3 separate regions of the Mus musculus genome follow, and all the other regions are linked to region 1. Evidence: chromatin loops called from intact Hi-C (ENCODE). Cell type or tissue: gastrocnemius. All regions are shown on one strand. Region 1 overlaps Deptor (DEP domain containing MTOR-interacting protein). Region 2 overlaps Deptor (DEP domain containing MTOR-interacting protein). Region 3 overlaps Deptor (DEP domain containing MTOR-interacting protein).

Region 1 (8,000 bases):
TTCAGCTTGGGCAACATGGTGAGACACTACCTTACATTTTTGTCTTTAAAAAAGCAAGTAAATAAATAAATAAGTAAACAAACAAACAAATAAAACTTTATCCACAGGCTGATGGGATGATGCACTGGGTAAAGGCGTTTCCCTCCAAGTCTGATGCCCTGAGTTCTAGCTCTAGGGATCATATGGTAGGACAGAACCTACTGCTAAAAATGATTCTCTGAAGGTCATGTGTGCTGTGGTGCGCGCACATGTACTCATATACATACATACATACACACACATACACACACACACACACACACACACACTAAATGAACCAATAATGTAATTAAATTAGCATGGCTGTTAAACGTCCTCTCCACATCTGGCGCAGGCTCTTAGCCTTTGGTCCCACTCAGCTTCTTCCAGCATGGGCGCTGCTTTCCTTTTGAGGTGCTGAGTGGACAAGTGCACAGGGTTACTTCCCGGAGCCTCATGTAACCAGAAGAAACATGACCTGCTCTGTCCTTTTGGACTTCTGCTAAGGAGCTGGTGGCCTCTGGACAAGTGGCTGGCTACCTGCTCCTGCCAAGGCTGCAGGAAAGAGGCCAGCTGGCAGGCTCAGCTCGTCCAGCTTGCCATTTAAAACACCCCAGTGTCCCCAGCTCATCCCTACTCATTTCCCCTAACAATCCAGGAATGGCCGGGCCCCATCCTGGTTGCTCTTTAAGACCGAGTCTTTTTCAAGATTGGATTTTAGTACGTTCATGAAGTCATCATGTTAGAGCAAGCATTTGGCTTCTGATTGCCTTCTGCTATATAAAAAATTACTCTCAGCGGCGGGAGAGATGGCAAGCACTGGCTGCTCTTCCAAAGGACCCAGTTTCAATTCCCAGCACCTACATGGCAGTTTATAACCATCTACGACTCCAGTCTCAGGGGATCGGACTTACTCTTCTGGCCACTATAGGGACCAGGCCCTCACATGGTACACAGATATACATGTAGGCAAAGCACCCAAACACAATAAAAATAAAGATTCTTTAAAATTAAAAAAAAATTACTCTCATTTGGTGGGTTGAATCATCATTTCATTGTCTCTTAAGTATCCTATAGATTTCCCAGGAGTTAACTCCGTCGTCCCCTCTGTGGCTATAGCTTGGAAGGCCTCTCACAATTGTGTGAAGGGGTAGCCAGAGCCAGATATGCAACCCTGCACTACGTCTTGCTATAGCCTCTGCAATGGAGGGCAACCTGAGCTGCACACATGAAGCTCCAGGAAGAGGAAGCAACCGCTACCAGGATGCTGACTTTGCATCTGCCTTCTCGCCCCTCACTTCACTTCTGGATTTATTCAGATATAATTCATATACCATATGATAACTCACTTAGCTGGTACAAGTCAATGGTTCTTATCATGTGGCAATCCCCACAGTACAGGGTACAACATTGTCATCCCCCAACTAAAACATCAACAAAACAACAACAAATACCGTACAGCTACTAACAGACTGCAGCTCAGACTAGCCCAGGTCTTTATATCCTCCTGTCTCTCTTTCCCAAATGCTGTAAACACAGATACGGACCACTGTGCCTGGTTCTCTCTTTTAATATATGGTTTTGGTTCACCTCAGCTTTATCAGCAACAAGCCATACTACATACATGCAATATAGCCTATACTACCTAGGTTTGTGTAAGTGTACTATATAATGTCCATACAATGACAAACTCACCTAGTAATAGGCTTCTCCTATCATGCCATTAAGCAATGCGTGCAAAACCCTGACTGTACAGCATTGTGTGTTTCTTCTTCTTTTCCCATTATATATACAGAAATGGAATTGCTCAGCCATGTGGAAACTGTTCAGCTTTTTGAGAAAGTGCCAGACTGCTTTCCAAATTCTCCACATTATAACCAAAAAAGTCATTATCAGCTGTTCTCTTCCACTGTATGTGTTCTGTGCGTGTGACACTATATCACATCAAGGGTTTGGTCTGTATGACCCTGATGACTAATGACTTCGATCATTTTCATACATCTATGGTCCTTTGAGTATTTCCTGTGGAGGGAAAAATGGCTTACACGTCTTTTGCCTATTGTGTTGTTTTTCTGAGAAACAGACTCTTATAGTTCACAATGACCTCAAACTCATAATTCTCCTGTCTCTACCACCCAAATGTTGAGGCTTCAGGCCTGGGCCATCACACCTGGCTGGTTACAACCCTTTTTTATTGAGTTTAACTGATTTTTACATGGTCTGAAGGTAAGTGTCTCCTTAGACGTATAGTGTTGAAATGTTTTCTCCTGTTGGGATTTAACAGGTCCCATTTTCAGAGCACAAGTTTTCATTTCGATGTGGTTCCACACATCTCCTTTCCTCTTGTCTTTGCCCAAGCACATGCGTTTACCCCCCCCTCGTGTTCTCTTTTCTTATATTTAGTTCAATGACACAGTTTGACTTAATTATGTAAGGTGTGAGGTAAGATGCCAATTTCATTCTTGCATGTGGCTATCCAGCTGTCTCAGCACCAGAAGAACATTTTTTTCACCTATTGTATATCTTGGCATAGATGTCAAATACCAATCAACCATGACAGCTTTACTGTCTAGGCTGGAAAGTCAGAGACTATCAGAGGAGGCCACATTCATGCCATCTCCTTAGAGAACCATAAGCATGCGTAGATAGAAGGAGGAAATGCTTAGGGCTGTCTTTAGGGAATCACTGCACTTACTTTATTTTAGTCACTGAATGGCACTTTCTTTTTTCTTTTCTTTCTTTTTTTTTGGGGGGGGTTGCTTCTTCTCCTTCTCTTTCTTCTCTCCCTCTTCCTACCCCTCCTCCTCCTCCTCCTCCTCTTCTTCTTCAGATTTATTTATTTTATATATGTGAGAACACTGTTGCTATCTGAAGACACACCAGAATCAGATCCCATTTCAGAAGATGTGAGTCACCACGTGGTTGCTGGGAATTGAACTCAGGACCTCGGGAGGAGCAGTCTTTACCGCTAAGCCAGCTCTCCAGTCCACCAATGGTACTTTCAAATCTATAGTGCACCCACAGTTTTGTGTCCTCTCTGTATTACTTATCTCCATGGTACTTTTTTTTTAAGCATGAGCTAATTCCTCATGTGTACAGTGGTGACAGTAACGGTGTCTAGAGTCAGAGAGATGGCTCAGCTGATAACGGCGCTTACTCTGCAAACCTGATGACCCTTGAGACTCCCGTACTGTAGGAGTGAAAACTGACTCTCACAAACTGCCCTCTCATCTCCACATGGCACACGTTTGCACACATGTGCAACACACACACACGCACACACACACACACACACATGTAATAATTTAAAACATAATTGTACTTAGTTGTGGGAGTTTCTATTCAGTTTAAATGTGATAATACGGACAAACATCAGTCAGTGCCTGGTCAGACAGTGGCTGATGCCTATAATCCTAGCATTCAAAGAGAGACCGAGGCAGGAGGATCTGCTGAGAGTTTGAGGCTAGTTTGAGCTACAAATAAGTTTCAGGCTGGTGAGGGATCTGACATAAGATTCTATTTCAAGAATTATTCTGCCCCCTTCCCACCAACAAATTATTGGGCTTAGTACATCAGAAACTTGAATAAACTGAATCCTGTGTATGATGACGACTACCCTAAAGGTTTCATGTGGCTACTATAGAAGGGAAAAGTCAAACTCCATCTTGCATCAAAATTAAGATTCTTTATATATTTCTACTAACAAGGACATCAACTCCGTTTTAGTTGGTAATCCAGAGGGTGGCTGTTGGTCTCAACCATCTTCCCTTTTATAAGGCAAACTGACTTTTAGTAAAGCTGTCTCATATGTTGGCCCATCAATCAGCATGGCACAAAGCCACCGTCCATGGACACAGCTGTGCATGGCTGAGCCTTGCCTTCTGCCAACACTCAGCAGATTCTGTTCATGCTTCTGAGCTCGTTCCCAACTTTCCTGGTGTGCATCTCAGTCAGATTTCCCAGATTCACAGTAACCCAGAGGAAAGGCCACACAATAGAAGGAACTGCCCCATTCAGGTGCCCAAACAGGAATAGAAATGAGCTGATAGCAATCTCCTTACACACTGAAAAAAAAATTCAAATGGGCCAGGCAAGCCTTGTGTAATGTGGGAAAATATGGGAAATGTATCCAGGGTCCAAGGTTGGGACAGGCAAGGCATGTCAGTGCGTGTCTATTTCCAACGCTTTGGAGGGCGGAGGCAGGAGAATCAGGAATTCACGACTATTTCCTGCTACATAAGGAGTCTGAGGCCAAGTCAGGTATCGGGATGCTCACCTTTAATCTCAGCATTCTGGGAGGCAGAGGGAGGTGGATCCTTGTGAGTTTGAGACCAGCCTGGTCTACATATCACTATCTTCCAGGACAGCCAGGGCTACCTAGTGAAATCCAGTGAAATCCTGTCTGGGTAGGGAGAGAGAGAGAGACAGAGACAGAGACAGAGACAGAGAGACAGAGAGAGAGTGAGTGTGTGTGTGTGAGAGAGAGAGAGAGAGTGAGTGTGTGTGTGTGTGTGTGTGTGAGAGAGAGAGAGAGAGAGAGAGAGAGAGCTTAGTTTGAGGCTAGCTTAAGTTGTCTCACAAGCAAGCAAGCAAGCAAGCAAGCAAGCAAGCAAGCAAGCAAGCAAGCAAGCAAGTTAACAGGACTCTGGGGAAGGTCAAAATTACCATGAGGGTATGAGGCCGAAGATATGAGGGATTTAAGAAGAAAGCTTTTCAGAAACATATCAGGCTAGCCTGGGATACACAGCATGACCTCCCAGTGCTGGGGTAGAAAGAGCATGGGTGAGGCTAGCCAGGGCTAAGGAGCAAATTTAATATCAGCTTGTGCTATAAAGTATGATGTGGTCCCAAAGGGGGAAAAGTATTGAATGAAACAAAATAAAGTCATATGTTAATGTGACCATGACTGAAAATTTAAAACTACACTCAAATATTAATAGGGTTATTTCTGAGGGTGGGCTAGGAATGATTTCTTTTTATCCTGAGAGTTATCTATAACTCAAATTCTCCCTACTCCCCCGACCAAGCACTTAGCCTATACTTTTATAGAAACCAAAGAAAGTTGTTGTCAACGAAGAAGTCAAACTATGGCTAGGTTCCTGGCTAACCAGGTGTTCAGCTAGTGATCAAAACAACACAACACAACAACAAAAATACTTTATTTTGCTCTCCCATATAATAAACTAGTCTCCCAGGCATAACTTACACATGAGTGTTTTCAACAGTTTTGAATGCATGATCCAGACCGACTTGTGTTGAGTAGGAAGATAGCATTAATTAGAGATAAATGCTTATATGAGTATTGGACATTTTAAGTATTCTGATATTATAGCTATCTATATAGAGTTATAGATTTGTTGTTTCTAATTGGGGTGTGAAGTGGTAAGAGAACACCACTATTCCATTAACACATATGAGTATAAATACTGCCTTCTGGGAAAGGGAAGGGAATGGGGGAAGGCAAACAGCAAGGGACATTGACCAAACATGTCCTCTGATCCATTATCTCCTCCATGCTGTACCCTAAACAGAGCCTACTCATTCTGCCTTCAGACCTTGCTCCCCCTCTTCTTAACCATTTTCTTCCTTCCATCCTTTTCTGGAAATATCTAAACTCTTCCTGAGAAGTAGGGCTCCTAAAACCAAGCACGGTGAGCACATCTGTAATGTCAGCCTTCAAGAGCACATCTGTAATGTCAGCCTTCAAGAGCACATCTGTATTGTCAGCCTTCAAGAGCACATCTGTAATGTCAGCCTTCAAGAGCACATCTGTAATGTCAGCCTTCAAGAGCACATCTGAAATGTCAGCCTTCAAGATTGAAGCAAGATGGCTTCCATGAGTTTGAGACCAGCTGAGGGTAAACAGTGAGTTCCAGGCTACACAGTCTGGATTATGCATGGAAATTCTATCTTAAAAACAAACAAACAAACAAACAAACAAACAAACCCCTCAAGAGTGGCTGCCCCGATGATACAGGATACAAGCTGGTGAGAAGGAGGGCTGAGATCTAGGCTCAGGGGCTCATGCCCAGTGCTGTGTGAAGATGGGAGCTGTGCTGGCTAAAAGGAAAGAGCAGAGGAGTAGAGGGAGCAGGCCTCACAGGGAGAGACTGGATAGAAGGTGGAATCTTGTTTTCTATCATCAGTTAAGACCTTAAGTCTCCATCAAAGTATCTAAACTAAGTAGCAACCTACATAGCTTTTACTCTTTCTCCCTAAACTTAAAATTAAAGCAACAACAAAAACTTTTTTAAAAAATGAAGTTAAAAGTCATGGTTTTTCTCCTACATGTATCCCTGTAGTCTCCCCGCCCCCCACATAAATATATGTAGGGTCCCACTTGTAACCCATGCTGTCTTATGGCTGTCCCCCTGTCTTAGACTCCAAAGTACGTAGATTACAGATGGGAGTCACTATACAGAGTTTGACTTTTTGTTTTCTTTTTTCTTTCTCCAGACAGGGTTTCTCTGTGAAGCCCTGGCTGTCTTAAAACTCTGAGAGATCTGCCTGCTTCTGCTTTCCCCACGGCTGGAAAAAGGCCTGCACCGCCACACCCAGTTGAGCGAAACAGTTAATGGAGCTTTTCTCTGTTTACTTTTTGAAGTAGCAGGTATTGAACCCAGGACTTCACACTTATTGGCAAAGCGCACTCTGAGCTGTGGTCTCAACCCTTCTCCCTGTCTTCAGAAACAGAGCTCACAGAGAAGTGAGCTGGAGTTCACTGAGGGGCAATTATAACATTTAAGCATGGTATTTAACAGAGAGATGCTCATGAGAAGGACAGTTCATATGCAAGGCATGGGTACCACTTCTTCAAGATAAGGTAGGTCAGTCCCCGTTTTGTATGGGGCAGGGTCTCACGTAGTTTAGGGTACTTTCAAGCTCTATAATGTAGAGCTGGCCTCAAATTCCTGGTCCTTATATGTCCATTTATCAACTGAGGGATTAATCCAAAAACCTGTGATACCATTATCTGTCTGTCTGCCTGCCTGCCTGCCTGCCTGCCTGCCTGCCTGCCTGGTCTATCTATCTATCCATCCATTCATTCATCCTTTCTCTCTTTCTCTCAAGACAGAATGGCTAGCCTCAAGCTCCTTATAGTGACTCTCTTGCTTCACACTCTTGACTTTGTGATTATAGGCATGAGTCATCATACCTGGTTTTTTGTTTTTGTTTTTTGTTTTTTTTTTTAAATATAAACCTGTGTCTGTCTGTCTGTCTCTCTGTCTGATAGTCCGTTGTTTGTCTATCTCTCATTTATTTCTATAGAACAGGGTCTTGAACCTAGGGTTTTGTACGTGCTAAGTAAACACTCTACAGGTACGTTATTTATTTGTTTGCTTGTTTGTTTGTTTATGAGACAGAGCCTCTCATTGGTCTGAAACTAAATTAGCTGGCCAATGAGCCCCAAACATCAAGTGTGCCATCATACACAGTTTCTTTTTATCACGAGGGGTCTGGGGGTTGAACTGTCTGAGCTCTCCCTGGACTAACCCCCTTATCTTATTTTACATAGGGTCTTGCTATGTCCGTCAGGTTGGCTTCCAACTTGAAATCGTAGCTGCATACATAGACCTGTACCTCCAGGCCAGGTATAATACATTATTTTTACCCTTCCAACTAAACTAGGAACTCCTAACAGACCATCATGGTGTCTTAAAGGTTCTCATTTCTTAGACATCTAAATTCAGAGGAGGTAGATGTTAGAAGTTCAATGACCATTCTCTAACCAACTGAGGGAAGACTAAGTAAATACCACTGGCAGTAGCCAGGGACTGTCACCTCTCTCCTCTCTGAAGAGCCCTTCCTCTTTGCTTGCTATTTTGAATTAGGTGGAAGCAAACAAGACACTAATATTCTGAAACCCAAGCTGTAATTTTCACATTCCACAGGGTTTTTACTGTTCTCTAAAGAGTCATTTTCTGAGCTTACATGCATTTGAGAGAGAAGCCAAGTATGGATTCGAAGCCACAGCCATTCTA
Region 2 (8,000 bases), 54 kb after region 1:
TATGAATTTATATTATCTTTTTTTTTTTTCTTTTGGTTTTTCAAGACCGGGTTTCTTTGTGTAGCTCTGGCTATCCTGGAACTCATTCTGTAGACCAGGCTGGCCTCGAACTCAGAAATCTGCCTGCCTCTGCCTCCCAAGTGCTGGGATTAAAATGGATTTATACTATCCTGAAGATTTAAATATTTCCTTTTTTGTGAAGGGTTTTGAATCTACAGCACACCAGAAACAGTACATGTCAATATCTATTAACTTAATCTGCCTTTTTTGTTGTTGTTGTTTTGTTTTGGAAGATAATTTTGTAATTATATTTATGTATGGAAAACTTAGCATTGTACATTTAGCCCAGTTTAGTGGCGAGTTCTTTACCCTTTGTCTTTTCCAGCTTGGCAATGCAAGCCACAGACTCAGGACCCAGGACGTTGCCTCCCCAGTGGTGACGGAGCACCCTTGTCTTCCAAGTTAACCTGTGTGAAGGCAACAGTGGTGCATGTCTTCCTGTGGACCAGGCATCCCAGCCTGGCCTTTCCCTTGGTGATGAAGTAGGACACTGCCATCTTTCGACACAGGGCAGGCAGGAAAACCACCAGCTCAATGGGTTCTATATCATGGGCAATCACTACCACCCGAGCCTTCTTGTTCTCCACTAAGGTGGTGACTGTACTGATTCCCGCTTGGAAGTTAGGTGTTCTCTTAGTTGGGACGTCCCCTTTACCAGCAGCTTTCTTCTCAGCATGGGCCAGTAGCCTTTGCTTCTTCTCTTGCTTTGCCTGTGGCCTGTACTTATGGGCAAGCTTAAGCAGCAGGGTAACTCTTTGCCTATCCAGGACCTGGGTTGAACTGATTAATGGCAGGAGGTACTTTGAGCTGCTTATAGAAACAATAAGTATTGTAGAACTTGGGTGGGGGGTGAGTCTCAATGGATAGAGTGCTTTTCTAGCATGGATAAAGCCAGGGGTCAATCTCCCGAAAGGCTAACTGGGTATGGCAATGTCTTAGTTAGAGTCTCCATTTCTGTGAAGAGATACCATAAGCAAGGCGGCTTTTATAAAAGAGAGTATTTAACTGGGCATGTTGGCTTAGAGATTTAGAGATTCAGTCCATTATCATCACGGCAGGAAGCATGGCAGCATCCAGGCAGACGTGGTGCTGGAGAAGGAGCCAAGAGTCTGATCTGGAGGCAACCAGACTAGACTCTCTTCTACCCTGGGCAGAGTTTGAGCCTAAGATCTCAAAGCCCAACCCCACAGAGATGCACTTTCTCTAACCAGGCCATACCTTCTAATAGTGCTACGTAGCATATTCAAACCACTACAGGCAGCATACAACTATAACCTATGCTGGTGGAGGCAGTGGAATCGGAAGGCCAAGATCATTACTATTAACATAGTGAGTTCCAAGGCCACCTGCTGATCCATGAGCCTCTATCTCCAAACACTGTTAAAAAAATAGGGAATCTGAGTGATTGGTCACAATTCTCCTTCTTCGTGAGCAAGACTAAAGGTCAAGACGATCGATAGGTACAGGAACCACAGAATAATGCATGCAGACCCTTTTCAAAATCATAACGTGCTGCTTACATGTTAGCTTATGTTCTTAAGGGTATCACACATATTTATCACAAAAGAGGAAAGAAAGGGAAATTAGTACAGAAACAATGTCGTCTCCTTCTATTTTCCTCTCAGGTATTGGGTGTGATACAATTATGCGGGCCAATGGTTAATAAGCAACATCACCTCCTTTTTTTTTTTCCAGACAGCATTCCTGCTGTCTGTTCTAACAGCTGCCGAAGCTATGCAAGCTAAACATTAACACCTTAACTACAGTCCCCTCATCAGCTGATTCTAAAGTGGGAGGCTGTGCTCATGCTAAATAGAGACTCTAACAACATACTGGAGTGATAGACTACACTACAAAAAGAGAAATACACGTGTTAAGGGGCTCATGATAGAACTGCCAGGTATCTTGTCTTGCAAAAACTGAAGATGAAGAAGGAGACTCGGTTAAATAGAAACACTGGGTTCCTATCCCTAAATGAACTGCAAAGCACAAAAGTTCAATGCCAGAAACCCTGGTGGTCCTCTAATTTGAAATGAGAGAGAGGAGGATTGAGTCTCACTACTTGAAAACCAAAAGCAATTTCACTTTCCATTAGGGATTCACCAACAAGCATCTATTGTATTTTAACTCAATTCCTTGAATAGGGAGGACATTATTAGTTATAAAAATGAAATGACCAACAGTCATCTATACAGCAAGTGGTTAAAAGTAAGATGGTTCCCCCCTCTTGACCTTGCACACATGAAAGACTGCCCCCATCAAGCAGAATTAGCTTTTGTTTATACTTGTACCCAGGGACATCCATTCCTGAGTCTATGCTCCTAGTAAAGGGGGAAAAAAAGGCATCTGTGAAAGGATTTAACTCGCACTTATTTCTATGGCATGTATAATTTTTTTATTTATAAGAAATACAAACTTGCCAGGCATAGTGGCACATGCTTTTAATTCCCACTACTCGGGAGGGAGGCAAAGATGGGTGGACTCTAGGAGTTGGAGGCCAGTTTGGTCTACATAATAAACTGTAGTAAGGCTAGGGCTATAAAATGAACCCTGTCTCAAAAACAAACGAAAAAGAAACCGAGACTGTTCTGGAGTAGTGTTACAACCCTGCAATTACAGCATTAGTAGGTAGGCTGATGCAGAAGGATGGCTGTGAGTTCAAGGGAGCACGGCTAGTCAGTAAGCTACAGGCCAGGCTGGGCAACTCTGGTGAGATCCCATTCCAAAAGCAAGCAAACTGCTCTTAGTATGAATTCAGTAGCACTATTTCCTTTCATATACATTGCCAATAACGATACACTGCCATTTCGCTAAATGATAATCAGATTCTGTACGTGTGACTGTTACAGAGATGGGGACGACCCTCCCTACACAGTCCGTACATGTAGAAGCAGCTCACGAAGAAGAAACTGAGAACTTGCATATGGCAGTGTGCACCTGCAAACCTGGCACTTGGGTGGTTAAGGCTAGAAGACCGACCACAAGTTTGACATCAGCCTGCGCTCACTAAGGGTCTGTCAGAGGAGGATGGGGAAAGACTGAGGGAAAAGGAGATGACAGGGAGGAGTCCTGGCTATTGGGAGTTTCCTCCAGCCTCTGCTGGAGGTGCCAGAAGCACCAGCTGGGGAGAGAATTGGGTGGTTCAGGAAGAGGGAGCTCTTGGTGAAAACCCCCACTTCCTAATCATCATTCTGAGGTCTGGCGTCTGTCTACCGGAAAGCTGAGAATACAGAGGCACCAGGACAGGGTGGCAGAACTGAAAACATGCAGATGCTCTCCAAATCCAAACAGATCTCTAAATCTTCCCTGGATAAACATCCTTTCAGAAGTGCCGATAAATAGCCAAACCGACTTCCGGTGCCTCGGTGTTCCCCTTAAGGCCTCCGTGTTCCCCTTAAGGCCTCCGTGTTCCCCTTAAGGAAGAGAAAGAACCTAGCAGCAAAAGAACCACTCCAAGTGAGGCTGGCAGGAAGAGAGTGGGGGAAGATTCCCTCGGGTTCATTAAGCAAGTAAATGAGCCAACGTTTTGTTCCAGGATAAACAGTGACTCAATAAGTCCTCATGTAGGAGAACAGCGGTGGCACACGTGAAGATCGGAGGAACTTGCAGGAATTGGTTCTCTCTTTCCACACTGTGGGTCCTGGAGACTCTGGCTGTCCGGCCTGGAAGTGAGCACCTTTACCCAGCCAGCCTTCTCCGTGGCCCTAGAGGAGCGGTTTCTATTTAATTCGTATCCCTAACTGGTGCGTCTTCACTGGAAAGATACAGTGATAGGTTACAAACGAAGTCCTCAGGAAGCAGGCGCTGTGCCTCTTGGCTTGAAGCCACTGTTGGTGCAAGTCAGCAAATGGTGAACATTCAACAAATGTGCTGGCTCCCCGCCCTACTCCTTTGATTTCATGGGTGCCTCTCCATCATTTCCTTCCTGTAGTAAACACAGCAAAAGGAAGATGGTGCTTCTTATAGGACAGCAGCATCGCCGGCCGCAGAGTGGCAGTGCCTGGGCACTTCAGACATGTACCTCATTATTAAAAACAAAAGGTTAGACTAAGGTATCAGACAATAAAACCACTTCTACTCGGATTTATTTCTTAGTTACCTTTGGGAGGAGGCAGTACAAAGTCTGTGCCAAGGTTTCTGTTGTAATGTGACTGTAGTTTAAATTTTATTAATGCGAGGGAGGGAGGGAGAGAGAGAGAGAGAGAGAGAGAGAGAGAGAGAGAGATGCTCCCTTGGTATCAAAGGTTATCTTCAATTCCCAAATTATAGAGATGGAATGAAAGGACTTGACAAAATCAGCTGAACTGGCTGGCCCTCAGGACTTTCCTGCAGATTATACAAGTAGAAGTACACTGTCAACTTTTTCAGAGCATCCACGCTCTCCCCTTAATTACTCCTTAAGCAGCTTTGCTTATACAAAGAGATAACCGGCAGCTGTGGCTGGGTCTTTTCTGGATGGAAGTATTCCTTAGAAAGCCATCACAATTCAAGTGGTCCAGATCAGTCCTTGCACCTTGAACTGAGGCCATCTGCAGTTGTCCTTTGCTGACAACTTTGCTTTTCTTGCATTGGGGTATGGAAAGGAGTAGCGAGAGAGTCATGCTATGCAGCCTCAACTGGCCTGATACTTAATATATAGCCCTGGCTGGCCTTGAACTTAGGGCCTTTGGAGTACTGGGATTACAGGTGCATACTACCACCTCTGGCTTATTTTACTTCTTTTATTGAGCAGACTTGGATGGCAGATTTTCCAAATCAGAGGCAGGTAGGGGTTGAGGCGATGGGGGAGGGGGGTGTACCTCAGGGCAGGCTGTCATTGTAAGGAGCTATATAGGGAGCACGATGCTAAAAGCAGGCAGTTCAAACGTTCATGCCAATATCCTGTACCTTTTCTACAGCTACTTTCTTCTCTGGATAGATGCCACTGCTAGGTATATTTCCCTGAATTTTACCTTAATCACATTATACGCTGGGTGGGTAGAGGTGAAGAGGGGACATCCGGTTTGTCATCACTGAACCCACATGGCCTTTCTGTGGAGGATATAATTATTGCAACATGTCCTCGCTCTATAGTACAGCAGCTATTCTGTGTGGGTAGGGACGACATCAAAGTTTGTCCTAAGATCCTGATTGAGCTAAGGTAGATGGGAGAGCAACACCCTCCCCACCATGATATGAAAGGTGGCCAGGTAGTCAAAATGATGTCAATGGTTTAGGATGGGCCAAGAGGTCAATGCTCAAGGCCTGTATAGGTGAGTGACAGCTGTCAGCCTTGTCTTTATTTAGCCTGCATCAATGCCAGTAGCCACTGGGTGACAGTAGGAGGATTTCAAAAGACAAAGCTAAAGCCCAAAGAAGAGAATCAAAAGGACGGAAAAGAAACAAAACGGGAATTCCAACCAAGTCTCCCAGGAAACTAAGTGTTCTCTCATCTAAGAAAACCAGGCTGCATATTGTCCCTTTGATGGTGTTACCAATTACTTAAATACAAATCATATCCTGCCACATATGTACATGGCTGTAAACCATATATCTTGCTCAAAGGTAGGGACGAGATGATTTATCACGACCCAAAGAGGAGTGACCATGGGTGGAGAATGTGGCTTCAGGTTATCCTGGATGATGTGTTTTGTCACTGAGCCAGTGCATCTGCAGGTGTGGCAGTGGGAACATCAGGTGGGCAGGTTACAGCAAAGTGGGGAAATCTGTGCTACAGGTCTCAGATGCTATCTCGCCACACTCTTAGCTTCTTGGTTGGTGGAAGCTAAGTCTGCTATGTTAAAACATTCCGAAGTTTTTACCTGATAAAAGGATGTTAGGGCAGATAAAGATGCTGGTGATAAATGGCTAGTAAAGTGACAAATAAATGGCAGCCCAAGATGATTTTGGTTCTGAGTCATTCCAACTCTGGAGAATCACAGAGTCCTGGCAGGCAGAATACTGAAAAACTCCCGTGGCAGCTTCCGGGAAATTCCATTTACAAATGTGACACATACACAGTTACATGCCAGAGAATGGGAACTGGGAGGGTCTCGCATTTCAATGTGCCATGGCATAAATTCAAGGAAGCACAGTTTCGTTTGTATCATCTACGGATATGAAAATCTGTTCTTGCCTTGGGTCAAGGAGTCAAAGGCATAACTATATACACACAATGCACACACTAGGAGGACCTGACATTTTGCTGTCATTTCTCACTCAGTAAATGGCCGCATTGTTCAGTGCTCAGATACCCAGCTCTTTACAAGACTTCTTGTAAAACATAGACTTGCGCTGCAAGGCGAGGGAGCAGATTGCTACAGCCATAGCTCAGAGGACAGGGTACCTCCATGGCAAGGAATGAAGCTCTGATGTCTGGAACCTATGTGCAATGCCAGGTGGCATGGGGCCCTTGTAAAGCAGAGACAGGACATCCCTGAAGCATGCTGGCTGCTTAGACTAGCTAAAGGACAAATCCCGGGGTCAGTGAGAGACTCTGCCTCTGCATAGTAGAGACTGACTGAGAAAGACATGGATGTCAACTTTGAGTCCCCGCTTCCCACATCCACACACATGTATACATGCATCACACACATGGAAATATTCACACACACACACACACACACACACACACACACACACACGGAGGCAAAAGAAAAAAAAAACCTACAAACAATTCACCATAAAATTTTTTCTTTAAAAAGAAAAAGTTCACATCTGCTCCCCTCCTCTACTTTGATTACAATCACATCTTGTCCCAAATTCCTCTCAAAGTTCCAGGAAGATATTTACACTGTGCCAAGGGTGGCCACAAACTTTTAAGGTCATGACTTTAATGTCAGAATAGCCCAGAACAGTCGGGTTTCCCCACAGAACTTGGGCTGCTTTTCCGAAATGTAGATCCTAAGTTTATAGGCTGTGAGCTGAATTTCTCTTGACCCCTTTGCCCTGCAAGAGTTCCCTTAGCAGTCATCTTCTCTGTGTCAGAGGATGTCTTCCTTATGTCCTTCCTTACCACAAATGCCCCGGGGGGCATGATCCCAGGAGGTGGAGCCAGGAAAATAAGTTCTAGGCCAGCAGGCTACCATGCGGTGAATCACATTACAGAAGCAGCACTTTATTCCTTTGAGACGGTGTCTCTCAACAAACTAAGCTAAGGTAGAGCCCACTAAGCCTCAACAATCTTCCTGTCTCCGTCACAGTGGTGGCAAGGTTTGTATGCAACCACATCTAGCTGCAGCTACTAAAGATCTGAACTACAGTCCTGATGCTCACACAGCAGGTGCTCTTCCTACTGAGGGACTTCTTGAGCCCTAGACATATAATTTTGGGTCCTCCTCACCACTAGTGAAGAACAGCAAGCAAACTGTGGGTTGCCCCGCTGCGTAAGGACCCAGACTCTCAACTCTGCCACTTCTTGACAAAAGAACCTGTAGCCAGCTACTCTAAGTGTTCCGTGTTCTCGTTTATAAAGTAAGGACAACAGGACTTATTAGAGACATTAATATGCTGGGCTTGGTGACTCATGCCTTCTATCCCATTACTTGGGAAGCTGAGACAGAAAGATTGCTATAGCAATGTTTAAGACCAGTTTGGGCTACATGTCTTAACAACAACAACAAAAAACAAAAGCATTAGTATTCAAAGCACCTGGAAGATTCCTTGAAAAAGTCCCATAAAGCGTCGTCATCATTATTGTTCTATTTACTGACCTATTTATTAGTTTTTGGTTGTTAAGATGAGGGTCACATGTAGCCCTAGCTGGCCTTTAACTTGGTATGTAGCCAAGTTCTTTTTTATTTTTTTCCCCCAGACAGTGTTTCTCTATGTAGCCCTGGCTGTCCTGGAACTCACTGTGTAGACCAGGCTGGCCTTGAACTCAGATCCGCCTGCCTCTGCCTCCTAAGTGCTGGGATCCAAGGTGTGCATCACCACGCCCGGCCTGTAGCCAAGTTCTTAAA
Region 3 (8,000 bases), 57 kb before region 1:
TCAAACTTTCTTCTATGTAGTCAACTATGACCTTGAATTTCTAATCCTCCTGTTCCTACCTCTCAAGTATCTCAAATATGGGTAATGCAGGCACATGCCACTGTGCCAGACTGGCTGGGATCAAACCCAGAGCTTCATGCAAACTAAGCAAGCACCACTTGAGCTAACATTTTTTTTTTTTCTCTTTGAAACTGGGCCTCAGGCTGGAGAGATGGCTCAGTGGTTAAGAGCACTGACTGCTCTTCTGGAGGTCCTGAGTTCAAATCCCAGCAACTACATGGTAGCTTACAACCATCCCCATCCATAATGAGATCTGATGCCCTCTGCTGGTATGTCTGAAGTCAGCTACAGTGTACTTGAAAGAAAGAAAGAAAGAGAGAGGGGGGGGGAGGGAGGGAGGGAGGGAGGGAGGGAGGGAGGGAGGGAGGGAGGGAGGGAGGGAGGGAGGGAGGGAAGGAGGCAGGGAGGGAGGGTCTCATGTAGCCAGGTTGCCTCTTTCCTCCACTTTTCTCGTACTGGGATTAGGAGGTGTGTGCCACCACCTCTGTTTCAGGAGTCTTAGCTTAAACTATTTATTTTCTGCACAAGAACCTACAGAAAATGAGACCTGGATAGGTTGGGCTCACGGAGACAACAGTGGGGACACTCAGGAGCATGCACATAATCAAATGCTCCCTTACCAGGCTGGGCTTCCCTCTGCCTTCCTGGTGGAGTCTCACCCTTGCTCACTCTTCCTCCTACCTGTGCTGAGCACTCTCTATGAACTGTCCCTTGGGAAAGTCATGAATGAGAGAGTAGAGCTTTGCAGTATTAGCTTGAGCAGGCTAACACTATATATTTCGTTTCTTCCTAACGTAGAGAGAGTCCCAGGCTCTAGCTGGCCACAGGAGACTTGTGCATGATGTCTGGAAGGTAGAAGTGAGGTGGCTACCCCTACTGAGGTTGACTAAGGTGAGAGGCAGCCGTAAAGGCACCCAGGTAGGGGTCCAGCCAGCTTATTCTGCCCCTCTGCTTGTCCACATTCAGTCTTCCCCAGTCAATAATCCCTAGAGACCAACAGTGCTCCAAGGGTCTCAGAGGCTAATGATACCAAAGCTTGGGAGAGATTCTGTCATAGGTGTCCCTTGGGGACACACTTCAAAATCACCGTGAATGAAGGACAAGCTTGGCCGATGAAGGTTTGGGGTGTGTAAGACACCAAAGTGCTTGCTGGGAGCTCCTGGCATACGTAAGTATTAGAAAAACAAATGACAGACTCAAATGCAGAGATGCCTGTATGACAGGACTTGTGGGGTAAATGCAGCAGTGCTGGGGTTCCCCAGCTTGTTCCTTGTGAGGTGGGGAGAGACAGGGTTTCCCTACATACCCCTGACTGTCCTGAAACTCGCTCTGTAGACCAGGCTAGCCTCACACTCAGAGATCTGCCTGCCTCTGCCTCTTAAGTGTTAGGACTAAGGGTATGCATCATTGTTGCCTGGCTCCAGCTTGCTCCTTTGTTTTTCTATAATGTCTAGCTCTTTATCTCACCTGCCTGCATTATGAACAAGGAGGAATCTCAGGCCCACTACCAGATCCTCTGAGATGGCTCACTGTCCTGTAAAAACCTGATGACCCGAGGTTGATCGACAGATCCAGACTCCCGAAACTTGTCCTCTGACCTCCACATGCAATGTCATGGCACGTGCACACCTATGTACAAAAATACACCTGTATGCTAATCATCATACATTTGTCAAAGGTGGAACCTATATATGGGCAGTGCTGGCAGGCCTGTGGAATAATGCTGATATGGTAGAAATGGGGATGGGGTTAACAGGAAAGGAGACACAGAGGACACACGATTGTGCTGAGCTATACTCTCACCATGCTCACAATGAGTCAAAGAACAGGCAGGCAAACCAAGAGAACTTGGGGTAGGCAGTGAACTTGGAGTCAGTAATAGCTAATAGGGATATCAGCCTGAAATCATCACAGCCAAATGGGACAACTGAGTTCCATGCAAACACAATGGGGGTGGTTTAAATAAGTTTGCCACCCCCCCACAGACTCATGTCTATGTTTGAATATGGGCCCCAAAGGAAATGGTACTATTTAGAGGTGTGGCCTCGTTTGAGTAGGTGTGGCCTTGTTGGAGGAAAGGTGTCACCATAGGGGTGGGCTTTGAGGTTTCCTATGCCTAAACTCTGCCCAGTGTGGAATCAGAGTCTCCTCCTGTTGCCTGTGGAAGACAGTCTCTTTCTGGCTGTCTTCAGATAAAGATATAGAACTCTCAAATCCTTCTCCAGCAGTATGTCTGTCTGCATGCTGCCATGCTTCCTGCTATGACAACAATCGACTGAACCCCTGAAACTGTAAACCAGCCTCAATTAAATGTTTTCCTTTTTATGGGTTGCCTTGGTCAGTGTCTCTCCACGGCAATAAAACCCTAAACAAGACACACAGGAGAATAGGAAAGGCCAAGACCACAGTTTTTTTTGTTTGTTTGTTTTGTTTTTTTCTCCTTCTTATATTCTGCTAGAGCCCTTCTCATTTCCTATATCCCTTTCTTGAGTGGTATATTTGTTAGGGTCAATGAGCCTGCATTGACATATCACTGCTGTCCAGAGTTCACAGTCTAATTCAGCTCATTGTCACTGCGCTACACTCTACTCAGGGACAAATATATACGGGCACCATTACAGTATCTCAGAGTCACTGCCTTAAAGTCCAAACCTGAGGACTGGGAGATGGCTCAGTCAGTTGTGCGTGCTGTTCAAACAGCAGGCCCGTGTTTGCATCTCTAGCACCCACATAAAAGATCAAGTGTGACGGCCTGGAACTCCAGCGCTGAGCTCACGGGCAACCCAGCCTAGCTGAAGTGGGAGACTCGGGTTCAATAGGAGACCTGCACCTCCAAAACTAAGATGGAGAAGTGATTGAGGAAGATACCCAATGTCAACTGCTTGCCTAAACAAGTACACACATGGTCATACATATTCACATACTTGATCTCATGCACATGAGCACAGGCATGTACAAGAACACACACATACACCCCAAACCCCACATACATGAAAATCCAAACCTAGACTTGCTTTCCTAAGCTATTTTTTTCCATATATTTTTTTTCTCACCTGTTTTTTATAAGATCAGGAACTCCTAAAGTTAATACACTTCTGATTGTCCAGAGTTTGAGACATACAAGTCTGTGCTTCACAGATGAGCCCTAGCCCAGGATGCCAGCTTTCACATGGAACATCAGAAGAGATAGCCTCCCCTGGCTCAGACAAAGCAGAGGATAGTCACACACCTCTGGGAAGGCAAGGATAATTCCTCTGCCTGGACCTGATCACACTGCTTCTACCAAGTAGAACTTGATCCCACAAGCCCTAGGGGAGGAAGGAGTGTGTGGACAGCCTTTGTGTAGAGCATAATGCGATTAAGGCCCTGTGGTCTCCACAGAGGTTACATAGCCCCCCATTCATGGCTATGACAAAGTTTATCCTCTGATAAACAGGGGGCTCTGTGGCCTTTCCTTACCCAGATGACACTCTGCACTCTCCTTGGCTCAGGAGGGAGTCCTATTTAAAACTGTGTTCTGTGGAGTTCATCAGTCAGCACGGATCCCTGCCAAAACTAAGTGGACACACACCTAGGTATGAAGAGGGACTGAGAAAGTCAATATTTTCTCACAGGAGAACAACATCCACAGTAAAACCAAGGAGCTAAAACATATTTAAAATTCGTAAGGTACTGACTTCCTCTAACTAGCCTGACATTTTCCTAGGGAAGTATGGAAGATATTTTCCTTGTCTCTAAAATGCCTGCCCTGCTTAAGAAAATCGGGGTGCCATGGGACCTTCCCAGGATGCAAGAGCGCAGCTGCCCACTGGCAGCCGGCCTCCTTGGTGTGGTACCTACAACAAAAGCGATATTTTCGGATTTCTGAGTTCCAGGACAGCCTGGTCTACAAAGTGAGTTCCAGGACAGCCAGGGCTATACAGAGAAACCCTGTCTCGAAAAACAAAAAACAAACAAACAAACAAAACAAAACAAAAAAGCGATATTTTACACTCGTAGTTAGGGTAGGTCAGGTTCCTCAAATGCCCCGGAGCCCAGCTGTTATGATTCAAGCAAGCAAGCTGAAGGCCTGAGCAATGTTTGGCTTTGAAAAACTGTTATTAGGAAGTGAGAGCAGCTCCTTTGCTTGGCTCGCTTCGTGTGAATTTTGATATTCAACTGGAGCTTGTAAATTTCCAGATGAATATGTAACCGATACCCTACGAGCTAAAACTCCAGCGCCAAGAACACACCATCCAAATTCTTCCACCATGTATTGCAAAAACAAGCTATAGAGCAAAGACGGCCTTCAGTACAAATCGGAAGCATGAAAAGAACACAGCCTTTTGCCCAGTGCTCAATGTCCATGCAGCTTTGGGGGGCTCTGGGATGCTGTCCTCTCAGCTGTGCACACAAATCCCCTAGCAGTTACTAATCAATAATACCTGGGCCCACCCCCGAGACCCACAACCAACTTTGCATCTTTGTGCGTTTTATATGAGTCTCCCGCCCTGCCCCCACGCTGATGCTGATGATGCTTGGTGGAAGTTGAGAAGCCCCGGCCTGGGCATTCCTTCAAGGTTGTCTGTGCTGTTTATGCTTGCTTTAAACAAGAGGATTATGTTCAAGGCCAGTGCCCTGAGTGGAATTTGCGGTATGAGAGAAGCCATGCCTCCTTGGTAACTTGGCCTTGAATGACTCACTTGAATCTCCAGAGAGTTTAATTTTATTTTTTTTATATAAATTTAAAAGTGGGGAATGGTATGTAGCCCATTGTGTACCCCCAACTAGCTTTGAACTCAAAGCCTTCCTGCCTGCCCTACTAGTGTGCTGGGGTCACAGACATGAACCACTGCACCTTGCCCGAGTTTTCATTTTCTTATGTGTGAAATAGAGTACACTGAGTTCTGTTAGGGGGGAGTTGTGAGACTACGGTGAGAAGCAGAATATCCTCTGATGTGTTTTATAAGAAACAACAAGGCACTGCTATTATTAAAGCCCAGGCAACAGTGGCTGGGGTGGCAGTGACAGCAGTGGCAGTGACAGCAGAAGTGAGATGAGTCTGAGGGATGAATGTAAGATGAATGGGGGCTCACATCCTTCACTCAGCATCCTGGTCCAGAATGGTAAGATTCATCTCCCAGACATCCTACTTGGCCCTGGATAAGTACTTCTACTCCTGTGGATCTTTCATTACCAATAAGATGAACAGATTAAAACTAGGAGTAGTGGCTCATGACTAAAGGAGATTGACGAGGATGATTGTCGTGAGTTTAAGATAGCCTGAGTCCAGATTAGACCAGTCTGGGCTAGAGAATGCAGCTCTTTCTCAAAACAAAAACAAACAAACAAACAACAAAGGAAACAACAACAACAAAAAAAAACCCAAATAACAAGGAAACCACCCATGTGGGATGGCGCTAAGGAAGAAAAACCATCAGTGATCTTACCTAGCCACGCACTCAATACCAACTTTCCTCCTTATGCTACTCATGCAACAGTGGCCAATGGTTATGGTATTAAAAACTGCTTGCTGTTTGGATTCAAGGCTCACTCCTCAAGAGGAAACCATGCCAGGTATTGGAAACGAACTCAAAAGCCAACGGTGAGGGAAATAAAGGGGGGTGGGGGTGGGGTGGGGGCGGAATGAATTCTGCTGTTTAGCAAAAATTGCCAGAGCGCTAAACCACTTTCTAAACATCCATGTTTCCTCTCCGTCTTCACCAAAGCAACTTCTTCCCAGTGAACTGCAATGAAGGCAGAGATTCTCGGTTGCACAGAATGCTGAGAGGAAGTGATAGGAGAGGGCTCAGCCCAAATCAAGATACCCAGCTCATCCCCTCAGTAGTTTTCAGAACACACCGACTCTCCCACATTATGAATAGAAGAGTCAGAAAACAGCGAGGGGGACTGTGAAATGTCATCTCCTGGGAAAGACACAGCCAACGTCCCTGTCAACTCATGCAGCTGTGAGTGACTGCATGGATGTACACAAAAGCAGAACCATCAAAACACTAAAGACATATAAGGCGCCCGGTGGTGGTGGTGGCCTTTAATCCCAGCACTTGGGAGGCAGAGGCAGGTGGATTTCTGAGTTAGAGGCCAGCCTGGTCTACAAAGTGAGTTCCAGGACAGCCAGGCTATACAGAGAAACCATGTCTCAAAAAAAAAAAAAAAAAAAAAAAAGACATATAAGGCAAGGGGAGAGATGCTTCAGCAGTTATTAGCATTTTTACTCTGGCAGGGGACTGCAGTTTGATTCTAACGACCTATACTGAGAAGCTTACAAACACTTGTAACTTTAACACTAGGGGACCTGAAACCATCTTCTGTATTCTAGGAATACCCACATGCCTGTGTTTAAACACACACGCACACAAATACACATGTAACTTGTTTGTTTTGAGACAGGGTCTCTATGTAGTCCTGGATGGCCTGAACTCACAACATAGCCCGGCCTCCAACTCTCAGAGGTCTGTTTCTGCCTCCTTGGTACTAGGATTAAAGACACCACTAAAGCTGCCCCAACCCCCTAAAAGCATCTCTTTAAAAAGTTATAAATAGGTCAATCTACAAGGTTCACCTAAGTTCACCTAAGTTCACCTAAGTTTTCTTGGATGATTCACTGACAGTGTGAAACTGTGCATGTGTGATGTACATGTGCAAACTTTTTCTCAGGGAAGGTGCTTTGTACCCTTCAGGAAATGCTCACAAAGGAAGAGGGATCACAAGATCGTGCTGAGAACCTGAGAGATCTTTCCAGTTCTAAGCTTCTGTCTACTGGGAGTAAAGATCACAGACTGGAAACTCAAAGGTGTATTTCTAAATAGATTTCACTCTTCTTGTTTTACAAAGTGATCTTTACTCCAACATCTTTACTTCATTATAGATGGCTAAGTAAGCGCTGCTTGCTTCACCCAGGGTTTTAGCATGTTTTATTGGTTTTTTGTTTGTTTTGTTTTGAGTCTTTTTTTTTTGTTTGTTTGTTTGTTTGTTTTTGGTTTTTCGAGACAGGGTTTCTCTGTATAGCCCTGGCTATCCTGGAGCTCACTTTGTAGACCAGGCTGGCCTCGAACTCAGAAATCCGCCTGCCTCTGCCTCCCGAGTGCTGGGATTAAAGGCGTGCGCCACCACGCCCGGCTTGTTTTGAGTCTTTTAAGGGTTCTTTTGCATTTATTCTCATTCTCTCTCTCTCTCTCTCTCTCTCTCTCTCTCTGTCTCTCTGTGTGTGTGTGTGTGTGTGTGTGTGTGTGTGTGTGTTCCTTGTATACACACAATGTAGACACCTAGATATCAGCCAAGAAGAACTCAGTTGAACTGATACCTAGGAAGCCACTTTCAGGTATCAGACCAACAAAAATATTCACCCAGGAGACCAGCTACATTTGAAGTATCACATATGCCAACATATTCAGGCCACTCAAATCCTTGGGACACAGGGTTTTGTTTTTTTGTTTTTTTTCCAGAGCTCAGTCCTTCCCATTTTAAACTTTATTAACATGAACCTATCACTTCTCTAAAATGCTATTCATCGGTGTTATGTCCTTGAAGAGTGTAGTCTGTGCTGCATAGTGTGAGCCAATGCAGTGGCTCCAAATGCACATGCCAGTTCTGTCCACAGGACCATCAAATCCTTTGGCCTATACATACACACTCTCCTTTGAAATAATCATTTCTATAGAAGTTTAACAATCACAAAAGGGGCCGGGCAGTGGTGGCGCCTTTAATCCCACACTTGGGAGGCAGAGGCAGGTGGATTTCTGAGTTCGTGGCCAGCCTGGTCTACAGAGTGAGTTCTAGGACAGCCAGGGCTACACAGAGAAACCCTGTCTTGAAAAACCAAAAAACAATCACAAAAGGGATCCACATAAGTCCTAAACCGAACCTTGTTTTTTCCATCTGTAAAAGAAGAGACATAGCTGTATATCCCTGGACTATTACTAAAAGTGATACTAGAGAAA

What was found. Hi-C counts contacts between places; a loop is a spot of excess contacts. Peaks named below come from ENCODE experiments on the same cell type or tissue, not always from the same donor. Only the 100,000 strongest peaks of a DNase experiment are listed, where the experiment ranks them.
Region 2: it touches region 1 in a loop (2.0-fold over the local background); 5 of 42 quality-filtered maps call a loop at or near these places.
Region 3: it touches region 1 in a loop (2.0-fold over the local background); 3 of 42 quality-filtered maps call a loop at or near these places.

Annotation. Positions count from the first base shown.
Region 1 is chr15:55,170,564-55,178,563 of GRCm38, reverse strand. The region is part of intron 3 of Deptor (DEP domain containing MTOR-interacting protein); the gene reads right to left. Among named protein-coding and RNA genes, the nearest start is that of Gm9920, 61 kb to the right of the region's middle. In gastrocnemius, no CTCF peak of the experiment used is centred here; DNase peaks (open chromatin) are centred at 595 and 3,861; H3K4me3 peaks cover 783 bases; H3K27ac peaks cover 2,661 bases.
Region 2 is chr15:55,116,829-55,124,828 of GRCm38, reverse strand. The region is part of intron 1 of Deptor (DEP domain containing MTOR-interacting protein); the gene reads right to left. Among named protein-coding and RNA genes, the nearest start is that of Gm9920, 7.2 kb to the right of the region's middle. In gastrocnemius, no CTCF peak of the experiment used is centred here; a DNase peak (open chromatin) is centred at 3,904; H3K4me3 peaks cover 1,681 bases; H3K27ac peaks cover 5,339 bases.
Region 3 is chr15:55,227,870-55,235,869 of GRCm38, reverse strand. All of the region lies in intron 8 of Deptor (DEP domain containing MTOR-interacting protein), which reads right to left. Among named protein-coding and RNA genes, the nearest start is that of Gm26296, 31 kb to the left of the region's middle. In gastrocnemius, no CTCF peak of the experiment used is centred here; no DNase peak of the experiment used is centred here; H3K4me3 peaks cover 917 bases; H3K27ac peaks cover 3,205 bases.